2 separate regions of the Homo sapiens genome follow, and region 1 is linked to region 2. The links are chromatin loops, found by intact Hi-C in ENCODE. Cell type or tissue: heart left ventricle. All regions are shown on one strand. Each heading gives the region's core, and the rest is flanking DNA. Links, peaks and the distances in the headings are about the cores only.

Region 1 (5,369 bases), core at 267-5,266, 130 kb before region 2:
CTAGCCATACTGAGCAGGGTGTGAAATACAAGGCCAGAGGCAAGGTGAAGACTGAGCTGTCAGCCTTGGGATGGCTTCACCCCATGGTGTGTCCTCCAGCATCACTGCTCTGCACGCTGACCTAGGGTGTGTGCCCTTTCCCTGCCTAGAAGCCCTGTGGCCTGCATGTCTCCTAAGCTAGTTCTAGCACCTTGGGCTTGTGAACAGACGGCCAGGATGGTAGGGCCTTGCCCAGCTTCTACTCGGGTGACGTGTTGGGGGTAGAGTGGCAAGGTACTAACTAAGCCCTTCAGATTTCAGGGCCTGCAGAAGGGTGGATTATAGAAAAGGGAAGTGGGGGCAGACTCCAGGCTTCAGCCTGGGAGCAGGGTTTGGCCTCTCTGAGCAAGCACAGTGCACACTCCCTTGGTGCCCTGCTCCCTGCAGCTTCTCAACGTGTCTGTCCTGTCCGCATCTCCAATAGGCTGCCTCGTTCCCTAGATTCCCTCCATCTTCTCCCTCTAACTCACGTCTCACAGTCCTCTTCTACATACTGTACCTTTCCAGGCCTAAGCAGCTCCACAGAGTACCGCCCCCAAGGCAGAAGGAAGGGGAGACTAAAAGCAAAACCCTGAGCCCTTACTGGAGGGCAATGACAGCAGCCCAGGCTGCACAGGCTCTACCTGGTCAGAGCTGGGCTCAGGGTCCCCACCATTTGGTAGGGAATTACTGGGAATGAAGAATAAGGGAACAGGAGTGAGTGTAATGCCAACCATGGGATAGTGTGAGACATGTAAGGTGGGAGTTGAAGGTGGGGAATGAGCCAGATCAGGGACTGGAAGAAGCTTTCAGAAATAGGGGCAGGCCAGAGGTAGAGGACTGGAGGGCAAGGGTGAAAGGGAGAGACAGGGATGGGGACCAGAGAAGAAAGGATGGAGGGGCCAGGAGTAGGGGGCATGGATGATTAGATGCTGGGTATGGGGACCAGGAGTGAGGGTGAAGGGTGAATGGGTTCAGAGGCAGATTAGAGGATCAGAGATGGGGAAATTGAGGGTGTCGGGGAAGGAACGGCTATCACCCAACCTCACACGCTTTAAGAAGGGAGGTTTCGGTGTCCAGCCCGAGGAGTCGGAGGAGCCCGACAGGGATCGGGATCGGCAAGGGGTTCGTGGCGCGGCCGGTGGACGCTCAGTAGTTGAACTGGCGCTGGCACGGCTGGTAGATGAAGCTGCTCTGGTTCTTGGACCGGCGCGGACGGCTCTCGCGGGCTCGGTTCTGCCGCTGCACCGCCTTGGCGCTCAGCGCGTGGCGCTCTGCCCGCTGCCGGGCCCGCTGCAGCCGCCGCACCTGGCCCGCCTTCTCCAGCAGCGCCGCCCGCGCTGGGAGAGGAGCGGCGTGGCGCGCGGCCCGCGGCTCGCGGCGGGCGGGCGTCAATTCCCTGTGAGGACAGAGCCAGGCTCGGTCAAGCCGGGTAAGCTGGGCGGGGGGTCTAGAGGGCGCTGCCATCTCCCACCCTTGCTTCGGCTCAGTTCTGTGTCTGTTCAGATTGGGGTGCCCGACGCCCTTCTTGTGGGTACCAACCCGGAGGTGCCTCCTCGGTTCTAGCCCTTAACAGGTAAACTGGACCTCGGGGGAGACTGGACCCCCACCCCCTATTCCACCCTTGCCTTTCTGTTTAAGTCCCACTCCCTAGGCGCTCCAGCCACGCTCCTCAAGCCTCCAACCCCGGCCCCAGCCTCTTGGCCACGCCCCTCCCTCTCAAGCCCCGCCCCTCCGTCCTCAGGCCCGCTTCTAGCCTCGCCCGGAGGCCCACCGGCCCCCCACTTTGTCTCAAAGGCAACCCTCCCAAGGCCGCTACCCCCTCGAGCGCGGGGCGGGCTCCTGGCCCCACTACCCCAGCCTCCTAGCCTGGACCCTGGCCTCCAAGATCCGTCTCCCTGGGCCTCCAGGCTCCGCCCCCGGCCCGCTCACCCTTCGCTGAGGTCGCCGTCAGGCAGGGCCGCGTCCGGGAGCGGGGAAGGGGACCCGGGCTCTAGCACTATGGTGCTGCCGGTGACGTAAACGGACATGCTGGGGTGCTCGATGAGGAGGTCCTCCAGGGGACTGCTCTGGAGGCGGGCGGGACCGAGTCCAGGCCCCTCTGCCGTAAAACAGGCGGGAGGGGTAACAAACCAGCTCTCGTCCATCAAGGAGGGCGCGGGCGGAGGGCGGCCCGCGGGGGCAGGGGCGGCCCCGGGGCTGGGTGGAGCCGCGTAGCTGTCTACGGGGCGCGGGATGGGAGCCGTGCAGAGGAGGGGAGCAGCGAGGAGGCACACACACACACACACACACACACCGGACAAGGGGGCGGGGAGAGAAAGGGCATCGTTAGTCAGACCCGCAGCCCGTCCGCAGCGCCCCGGGGCACCCACGGGCCAGGCGTCTCGCCCTGCTGCCCTAGGGGACCTGACGTGCGGGCCTCTCCTGGGCCGCCAGGAGAGAGCCCCGGCTTTCATGGGAAGGGGCCCCGTGACCCCACCTCCAGTAGGCTTGGGGGACTCCCCCGTCCCCCAGCAGCGCCCTTCCCCTCCGCTGCTAGGCCATCTGCCCTTAGAATGACTTCACAGGCCCAGGAGACAGACCCAGGCCTCACCCGGCAGGTCAATGATGAGCCAGCCGTCCACTTCATCCTCCTCCGACACGAAGGCGCGGGGGCAGTCGGGGTCTTCGGGGGGCGAGGGGGTGCTGAAGAAGAGGCTGGAGAGGCGCTGGAACATGGTGGGGGGCGAAGCGCCTCACGGGGGCGCCCTATGGCAGTGCAAAAACCTGGGAATCAGAAGGACGTGAGAGCCACCACTGATTGAGGTTCACCCCACTCCTGGCCTGGGGAAGAGGCCAGAAGATATCACCCCCAGAGCAGGGAGAAGGGTACACACAACGGGGATGTGTGCGGACGCTTTGGGAAGATGTGCTTTCTGCATTCAAATCCAGGGTTTTTTTTTTATCTTCTGTATGATTTTAGAAAGTTATTTAACTTATCTGTGCCTTAGTTTTCTCATCTGTCAAAAGACAATGATAATAGTACCTTCCTCCGGGCTCTTATAAGAATTAAATAAGCTAATAATAGTATCCTCCTCCAGGCTCTAATAAGAATTAAATGAGCTATACCAAAGTTATTGAATGAGAAAAAAAGATGGAGGAGGAAGAATTAAATGAGCTAAACACTTATAAAGTGCTTAGAACTGTCTGGGCATATGGTAAGCACTCAACAAACTAATAAATTAGTTATTATTACAGGGTGCTTTAGGAACATAGAGTGACACATGACACAGCTCTGCCAGGGAAGGTCTCCAGAGAATTGGACATCCAAGCTGCACTCTGAGGAGTAAATAGGAGTTCTCCAGGCAGGGAGGAAATTGCCCATATTGTCTGCTTGTTATCATTATAATATAGCTAGGCCGGGCACAGTGGCTCACGCCTGTAATCCCAGCACTTTGGGAGGCAGAAGTGGGTGAATCACTTGAGGCCAGGAGTTCAAGACCAGCCTGGCCAACGTGGTGAACCCCATCTCTACTAATAATACAAAAATTAGCTGGGCGTGGTGGCAGGTGCCTGTAATCCCAGGCTGAGGCAGGAGAATCACTGGAACCTGCGAGGTGCCACTGCACTCCAGCCTGGGTGACAGAGCGAAACTTGGTCTCAAAATAATAATAATGATATAGCTAACATTTATGTTCCAGGCACTATGCTAAGCAGCTTTACCTATATTACCTCATGTAATCCTCACAACAACTACAGGAAGTGGATAATTACTGTCCTTACTTTACAGTTAAGAAATTGAGGCTCAGAGAAGTTAACTGTCCCAAAGTCTCAGAGCTAGTAGGAGACAAAGGTGGGATTGAATCCACACAATCAGATTCCAGAGGCAGCACCCAGAATCACTATATTCTATTGCCTTTTCTGGGTGTCTGTCTGAATTTGATATTTTCAATTTGGTGGCCAGGGGTCATGGTCCATGTGTATTTTTCTGGGAAAAAGGACCTTGGTTTTCATCATGATTTCCTAAACAGCAATCTTTGACCCCAGAGATTAAGAACCACTCCTGGAGCCTGTGTGGTTTGAAAAGCACTGGCCAGCAGAAATCCCATAGAACTGCTACCATCTTACCATGTGATTTGGCACACCTCGGTTGTGTCTGTCATATGAAGTGTAAAGATGGCATGCCGGCAGGCCCTCCCCCCTCTGACCCCCTTTTCCCAGGCTCCTGTTCAAGGGCAGCATCCAGGGGTAGGAGGAAGATCAGGTTGCTTGGGCTCAGTGAGACAGCAGGTCAGTGGGAGGTGATGATGAAGGGAGGGAGCTGTCAGTTCCCAGGAGCCCTTAAGGATGAGCACTGAGGGTTGGACCCAGACCGAGGTAAGCCCTTAACCAATCCTTCCCTGGGTGAAGATGAAGAGGGAGGCCCCCTACTGCAGAAATGGAAACACCAAGGTGGTAGCTCTAGATCTACCCCCTCCCCATGCCAGCCTACCTCAGGACTAGAGCTTGGCTGGGGGCTGCTGGCCATACTCCCCCAGTACCTGAAGCCTGACTGACTCTCCACACCTGTTCCCTAAAGATGCTCAACGGTTTTGCTGCTGAGACACTTGTCACCATTCTCTAAGGGTGTTTCCACACTTCCTGTAGAACTTCCTGGGGGCATGTCCAGACTTCCCTGAAGGCATTTCTCCTCTTTCTGCTAATCCACCTGCAGTATTGCCATGCTTATTGCTACCTCCCCCATTCCCTAGAAATGTTTTCACACTTGCTGCAGAATCACCTCACTTCCATACCCTGAGAATATTTCCACATCTGCAGACTCACAGTAGGCTTAAGATGCTGGCTTCTCTGGTGGGATGGGGGTGGGAGATCTACAGGGATTAAGAAGGTGGGGCCACCCCCAACTAGTGTCCACCCAGCACAATTCATGTATCCCAACCCATATGTAGCCACAGGGAGCTAGTGACTCCATTACCAAAAGCCCAGAAAGTTTGGCCCCTCTTGAAGGAAGGGAATATCGAGGCCTTGATGAGGCACATCCTCCTTCCAAGAACCTACTAATTCATGGAATATGAAAGAGAAGTTAAGAGCTGTTTCAGGGACCATCATATTCACCCAGCCCATTTTAAAATCTGATGATCAGAAAGAAGACATAAATCTATCCAAAAATACATGGCTAGATAGTGGCAGGGCAGACCTAGTCCCACGTTACTGTGCATCCAGTCCAGAGTGTACACAGTCAGGAAAGACTCAGCAAACAATCCCCAAGAATACAATGATGCAGGGGTACAGGGAGGTGAAAAAGACCTTGACCTAGCCACACCACCCCTCGCCTAGCTACAAAAGGGTCTGGGGTTACTGGCACCAAGATT
Region 2 (5,369 bases), core at 62-5,061:
GAAAACTGAGGTACAGAAAGGTAGAGCCACTCATTCAAAGTCACGTGACTTCTAATTAGAAGAGCCGGGATTGGAATCCAGATCTGTGAACCCCTACCCAGTGCTGTCCAGCAGGGCTTTATGATGATGAAAAAGTCCTCTGTCTGCACAGTTCAATAGGGTAACTAGCCACTTGTGTGCCTGAGAACCTGAATTTTTAATTTAAATTTCAGAAGCCACATGTAGCTAGGCTACCATACTAGACAGCAGAACTCTATGCCCTGGGCTTTGAACCATTCCCCAGCGCTGCACCCAAAGGTTACTAGAAGGCAGAGGGGCAAAGTTAGACTTCCCTGCCCACTGTGACAACCCCTCTAAGCTCTAACCATCCCCTCTTCAGAGGTGGCTTAGTGGTGACCTATCTGTGCTGCCTAGGCCCCCAGTGCTCTTAGCCCTCTATGGTGGGTTCTTTTCATTGTTTGGGGGCTCCGTCAGGGTAGATATCACAACTCATTCACCTTTGTGTCCCCAGCACTCAGGACTGAAGCTGACACATAGAAGACCTTGCAAACATTTGTGGAGCGGGTTTTTAAACCTCCCCAATAAAGAGGCAGTGTCAGTGGCCCAGCACCACCTGATTCTCTAAACGAGGCATGGAAGGGAGCTGTTGAACTTTCCTTGCCTGCTGTGGGTGTCCAGCAAGGTGTCAAGAATGAACTAGGGAGTGCAGGCTTCAGAGGAAGTGAATCTTTGTTGTTGTTTTGGGTGTCAACCAGGAAGTGAAACTGACTAGCTGTGGGAAGCAGCCTACCTATAGGAGTGTGCCTCTGAGTGAAGGTAAACAGTGGTGTGGGCAGCTGAGCCAGGGCTACGCCTGCAGGTGATGGCCTAGTGGGGCTGTGACCCATCTGGCCTGACTGGGAGGAGGAAGCAGTGTCTTCTGTGGTGACATCCTCTCTGCACAGACAAGAGTCACCCAGTCCAGCAGGTTGAGAGTCAGCTTGGGGCCCCTCGGCAGAGTGGCCAGTGACAAACCATGAGACCACCAAAACATGGACATGCCTCAGTTTGTGATAGTGGATTTCAAGAATGTAGAATGGATTTTTGTGGTTGCCCATCCCACACTGGGCACTCTTTCTCTCTCAGTGACTGTCTTTCATCCCATTTGCTGAGCAGTCTGGAGAGTCACTTGACTCCGATTCCTGGCATTGCCATTACGAGCCCCATGTGTTCTTAGGCACATCATTTAACCTTTCTGAGCATCTGATTTTTCCATTAATCAAATAAAGAAAATAACTCATGAGTGTGTTAAGTTTGAGAAAGAATATCTGTAAATAGCACTGCAGTTAGTATCGTGAGTAATAATTATGCAGGGGAGTCTCTCACATAGTTCCGTGATCAGAGCTTCGGGCTTGGTAGCCAGAGTCATCAGAATAAACATATTTTTCAAGACGAATAAACTATTTTATGCCCTCTGGGGTGAGGAGGCACAAAGAAGAAGGATGGGGTTTCCAGAAACCTGAATGATCTAATAGTTGCTTTTGCTGGCTGGCAGGGCACATAGTCTGCAGGTTCAGGTTGTCTGAAGATCCTGCAGAGAACAGTAGCTGTCCACCTTTGCTTCACTGCTCCTGCAGCAGGGAGTACACGTGCTTGGAGAACCTGCTTGGGGCTTGACAACTGTGAATCATTATTAGCTGGGAGCAGCATCAGCCCTGGTCCTTAGGACCTATGAGTGGGATGTATGTGTTGAGACGTGTTTAAGCCTACGTTGAATATATTTAATGTGGCTAGGAATTCCATTTAAACATTAGCTGTCAGCGCTAACATGCATGCTCCCACATTCACCTTTCTGTTTTCCTGTGCAGTGGAGAGGAGAAAAGGAACGTGGCCCCTCCCTGAGTGTAGGTCCCAGACGCTGGACTCTCTGGAGCTTGGATGAGTCATACAGACGCACAATTGTGGTGTTAGGGAACAGCCTGCTGGCAGAACCCATGCCAGCCTGCATGGTACAGCAGAAGGAGCCAGTTACCAAAGGGCTGGATTTGTGTGTGTGTTTGTTTTGTTTTTATTACTATTGTATAGCGATAAAAGAATGTTGATAGATATACATATAAAGAATCATGATAAAATATATTCCCACGTGTTTTGGCACCTCGTTTAAGAAAGGGAATATCACCATGGCCTTTGAAGTCCCCAAATCCCCCCTGTTCCCCTTCTGATTGGACTGGATTTTTCAGGTGAGATTTTCTTTCCGAATGCCTGAGGCTCTGAAGGGAAAGTGGCTTGCCTGAAGTTCCAGTTCATCAATCATGGTGCCAGAGATTGGATAAGCCACCCAGTGAATGTGGTGGGGAACCTGATTCCATCTGGCCTCGCAAGTCTGATGAAGGGTGAAGCCTTTCACCTTGTTAGGCCCTGGTCACCTCTGACGCTTTCTGATGCCTGGAACAAGCTGTCCCGTACCCCAGGTCTCCAGCTCCATCTGCTCTGGCATATATAGCTTTAATCTTCTGGCCTGTCAGCCAGCAAGAGTGAATAGCAGCTCCCCATTCCTGCAGAGGTCACCACAGGCCAGAAGCCAACTGCATGCTGGTGATGGTTCTCTAGCCGCATGGGAATGTATCTTTGCAGCCCTTCGAGATAGCACCCAGAGGCTGCCAGTGAGCTTCTCTCGTCTCTTTGCACTTGGTTTCCTTCCTGTCACCCTGTCTGAAATCTGTGTCCCTGGCTGGAGGCACAGAACAAGAACCACCTGGTCTGGCAGGCTGCAAACATTTTATTTTGGGAATAGTCTGTATTCTTTTCAGCAAAATAATTTCCAGGGGATCAGAAAGAACCACTGAGAAATGTACATAGTGATGTTGGGTTAGAGGAGTGGGAAGCATTTGTTCTCCTTCTTGAGGTAGTAACATGGTTTAATAATAATAGTAATTCTCAGTGAAAACGTCCCTTTGCAAGACTCCTTGTTCCTGGGAGGTCTCAGGAGGCTTGAGTCAGGGTTTTGGCCTCTCATCTTTGAAAACCCAGAATTGAGAAACTTCAGATTAGAAAAGAGGATCTTGCAAGCCCTCCAGGCCAGTGTCCAAATTGTGGGATTTCTTAGACCACTAATGTTTCAATAAACTCGGGTGACAGATTGCCAGCTTTTTATTTTGCTGAAGACATTAAAACAATCAACTACCAGCCATTCTTCCCCATGTTATAAAATGAAGGACTTTTTAATGACAACAACAAAATGATACCTATCATTTCTCAATAAAGAATGAACTGTAACTTGAAAACATTCAGCTTTACAAAGAACTGTGAACTACCGTGTCCTGATTATTCTCCTTTTGACACAGTTGGGTGGCATCTCTGTTGCAGACTGTAAGGGGCTGCAGCTGTAATCCAGTGGTTCGCAGCCTCGACTGCATATTGGAATTACCTGGGAAGCTTTTAAAACCTCATATGGATGCCTGAACCCCACCCTAGAGACTTTGACTAGTCTGAGGGCTCTCCGTGTGATTTCATTTTGTTTTGTTTGTTTGTTTGTTTGTTTGTTTTGAGACAGAGTCTTGCTCTGTTGCTCAGGCTGGAGTGCAGTGGTGCAATCTCGGCTCACTGCAACCTCTGCCTCTCCACTTCCAGCAATTCTCGTGCCTCAGCCTCCTGAGTAGCTGGGATTATAGGCACCCGCCACCATGCCTGGCTAATTTTTGTATTTTTAGTAGAGACGGGTTTTTGCCACGTTGGCCAGGCTGGTTTCGAACTCTTGACCTCAGGTGATCTACCTGCCTCAGCCTCCCAAAGTGCTGGGATTACAGGCGTGAGCCACCATACCCGGCCGTGATTTTGTTTTGTAGCGGGAGTTGAGAATCATCTGTATCATCTAGGCCCCTTGCAATGCATGAGCCCCCAGTATAGCATCTCTACTAAGTTGTACAACTAATATAAATGGCCTAAATGTTTGGGAGTTTCTCCACCCTTTAAGTCTCTCAAAACTGTCACTTGGGAGAAGGGATTTCCTGAAGGTCAGTATCAGAGAAGAGAAGGGAACTTCCATTCATTAAGTGTCTGCTGGGAACCAGGCACAGTGCTAAGTTCTTTTTAAAAAGGTATTCTTTTAATTATTTTAAATGATATTTATTAGTTTTTAAAAATATGATAAAGATAAAGAAAAGTAACAGACAATCCTCCTGTGTGATAACCCCTAGAGAGTTAAAACGGGGGAAAAAGTACAGTGTGGTAGGCAGGGTAGTAGCCCTCCCCTCACAAAGATGTCCACGTTGTAATCCCCAGAACCTGTGAAGACATCGCCTTACATGGCAAAGGGACTTTAAGACCTTGGGAGGGGAGATTATCCTGGACAATCCAGGTGGCCCCAGTGTAATCACAAGTGTCCCTCAAAGTGGAAGAGGTGGAGGTGGGGGGAATATGGGAAATCTTCTGCCCAATTTTGCTGTGAAACTAAAACTTCCCTAAAAAATAAAGTCCACTGGGCTTCTTTGTGCATGCCTGTAGTTCCAGCTACTCAGGAGGCTGAGACAGGAGGATCCCTGGAGCCCAGGAATTCGAGGCTTCAGTGAGATATGATCCAGCCACTCCACTCCAGCTTGGGCAATGTAGTGAGATTCCATCTCAAAATAAATAGTCTATTTTAAAAAAAAGATGGAAGAGGGAGGCAGAAGAGAAGGTCTGAGTGATGCAATGTGAGAAGGCCTCAATCCACCATTGCTGGATTTGCAGCTGGAAGGGGGTCATGAACCAAGGAATGCAGGGGGCCTCTGGGTGCTGGAAAAGGCAAGCAAGGGGTTCTCCTCTAGAGATTTTAGCCTGTGAGACCCATTTTGGAACTTCTGACCTCCAGAACTGTTTAATAATAAAGAATATTATTTAAATCACTAAGTTTGTGGGAATTTGCTATAGTAGCAATGGAAAACTAATGTAGCCAGTGATATATCTGTGTCATTTTTTCACATGTCATCTTGTTTACCAAATGAAGTGTGCATTTTAGCCCCATTTTATTTTTATTTTTAAACATTTTTTATTTTTAAATTTTAAAATTTTTTTAGAGATGGGCTCTCACTATGTTGCCCAGGCTGGTCTTGAACTCCTGGGCTCAAGCAATCTTCCTACCTCAGCCTCCCAAAGTGCTGGGATTACAGGCATGATCCACCATGCCCACCCTAATTTTTAATTTTTATAAGTACATACTAGGTGTGTAGCCTCAGTTTACAGATGAGGAAGCTGAGGTCTAGAGAAACTTGCTAATAAATGCAGAGCAGGATTTTAACCAAGGTCTGTACCCGGCTGCCATGCTACACTCCTGTTTGGCTGAAGCCAGCCAGCCTGTCTGCCTCTGGATCACCCTTGAGTAGCAGGTCCTTCCTGAGACCTCAGGGAGAGCT

Evidence for each region. Peaks named below come from ENCODE experiments on the same cell type or tissue, not always from the same donor. Only the 100,000 strongest peaks of a DNase experiment are listed, where the experiment ranks them.
Region 1: a loop joins it to region 2, with 2.1 times the contacts of the local background. A loop is called at or near these places in 48 of 110 quality-filtered maps.

The regions. Positions count from the first base shown.
Region 1 is chr20:34,706,106-34,711,474 of GRCh38, reverse strand. It overlaps TP53INP2 (tumor protein p53 inducible nuclear protein 2), which reads right to left. Exons shown (of 5, transcript NM_021202.3): 3 at 2,612-2,784; 4 at 1,951-2,239; 5 at 1-1,417. The coding sequence starts at 2,735. The coding sequence ends at 1,168. Among named protein-coding and RNA genes, the nearest start is that of TP53INP2, 4.4 kb to the right of the region's middle. RefSeq lists silencers at 1,277-1,446, 1,697-1,956, 1,997-2,556, 2,656-2,950. In heart left ventricle, for the core only: CTCF peaks have their summits at 1,332, 1,532 and 2,754 (motif pointing right); DNase peaks (open chromatin) are centred at 1,324, 1,854 and 2,704; H3K4me3 peaks cover 2,304 bases; H3K27ac peaks cover 3,993 bases.
Region 2 is chr20:34,575,872-34,581,240 of GRCh38, reverse strand. The region is part of intron 10 of PIGU (phosphatidylinositol glycan anchor biosynthesis class U); the gene reads left to right. Among named protein-coding and RNA genes, the nearest start is that of MAP1LC3A, 20 kb to the right of the region's middle. In heart left ventricle, for the core only: a CTCF peak has its summit at 1,960; DNase peaks (open chromatin) are centred at 1,957 and 2,544; H3K27ac peaks cover 2,110 bases.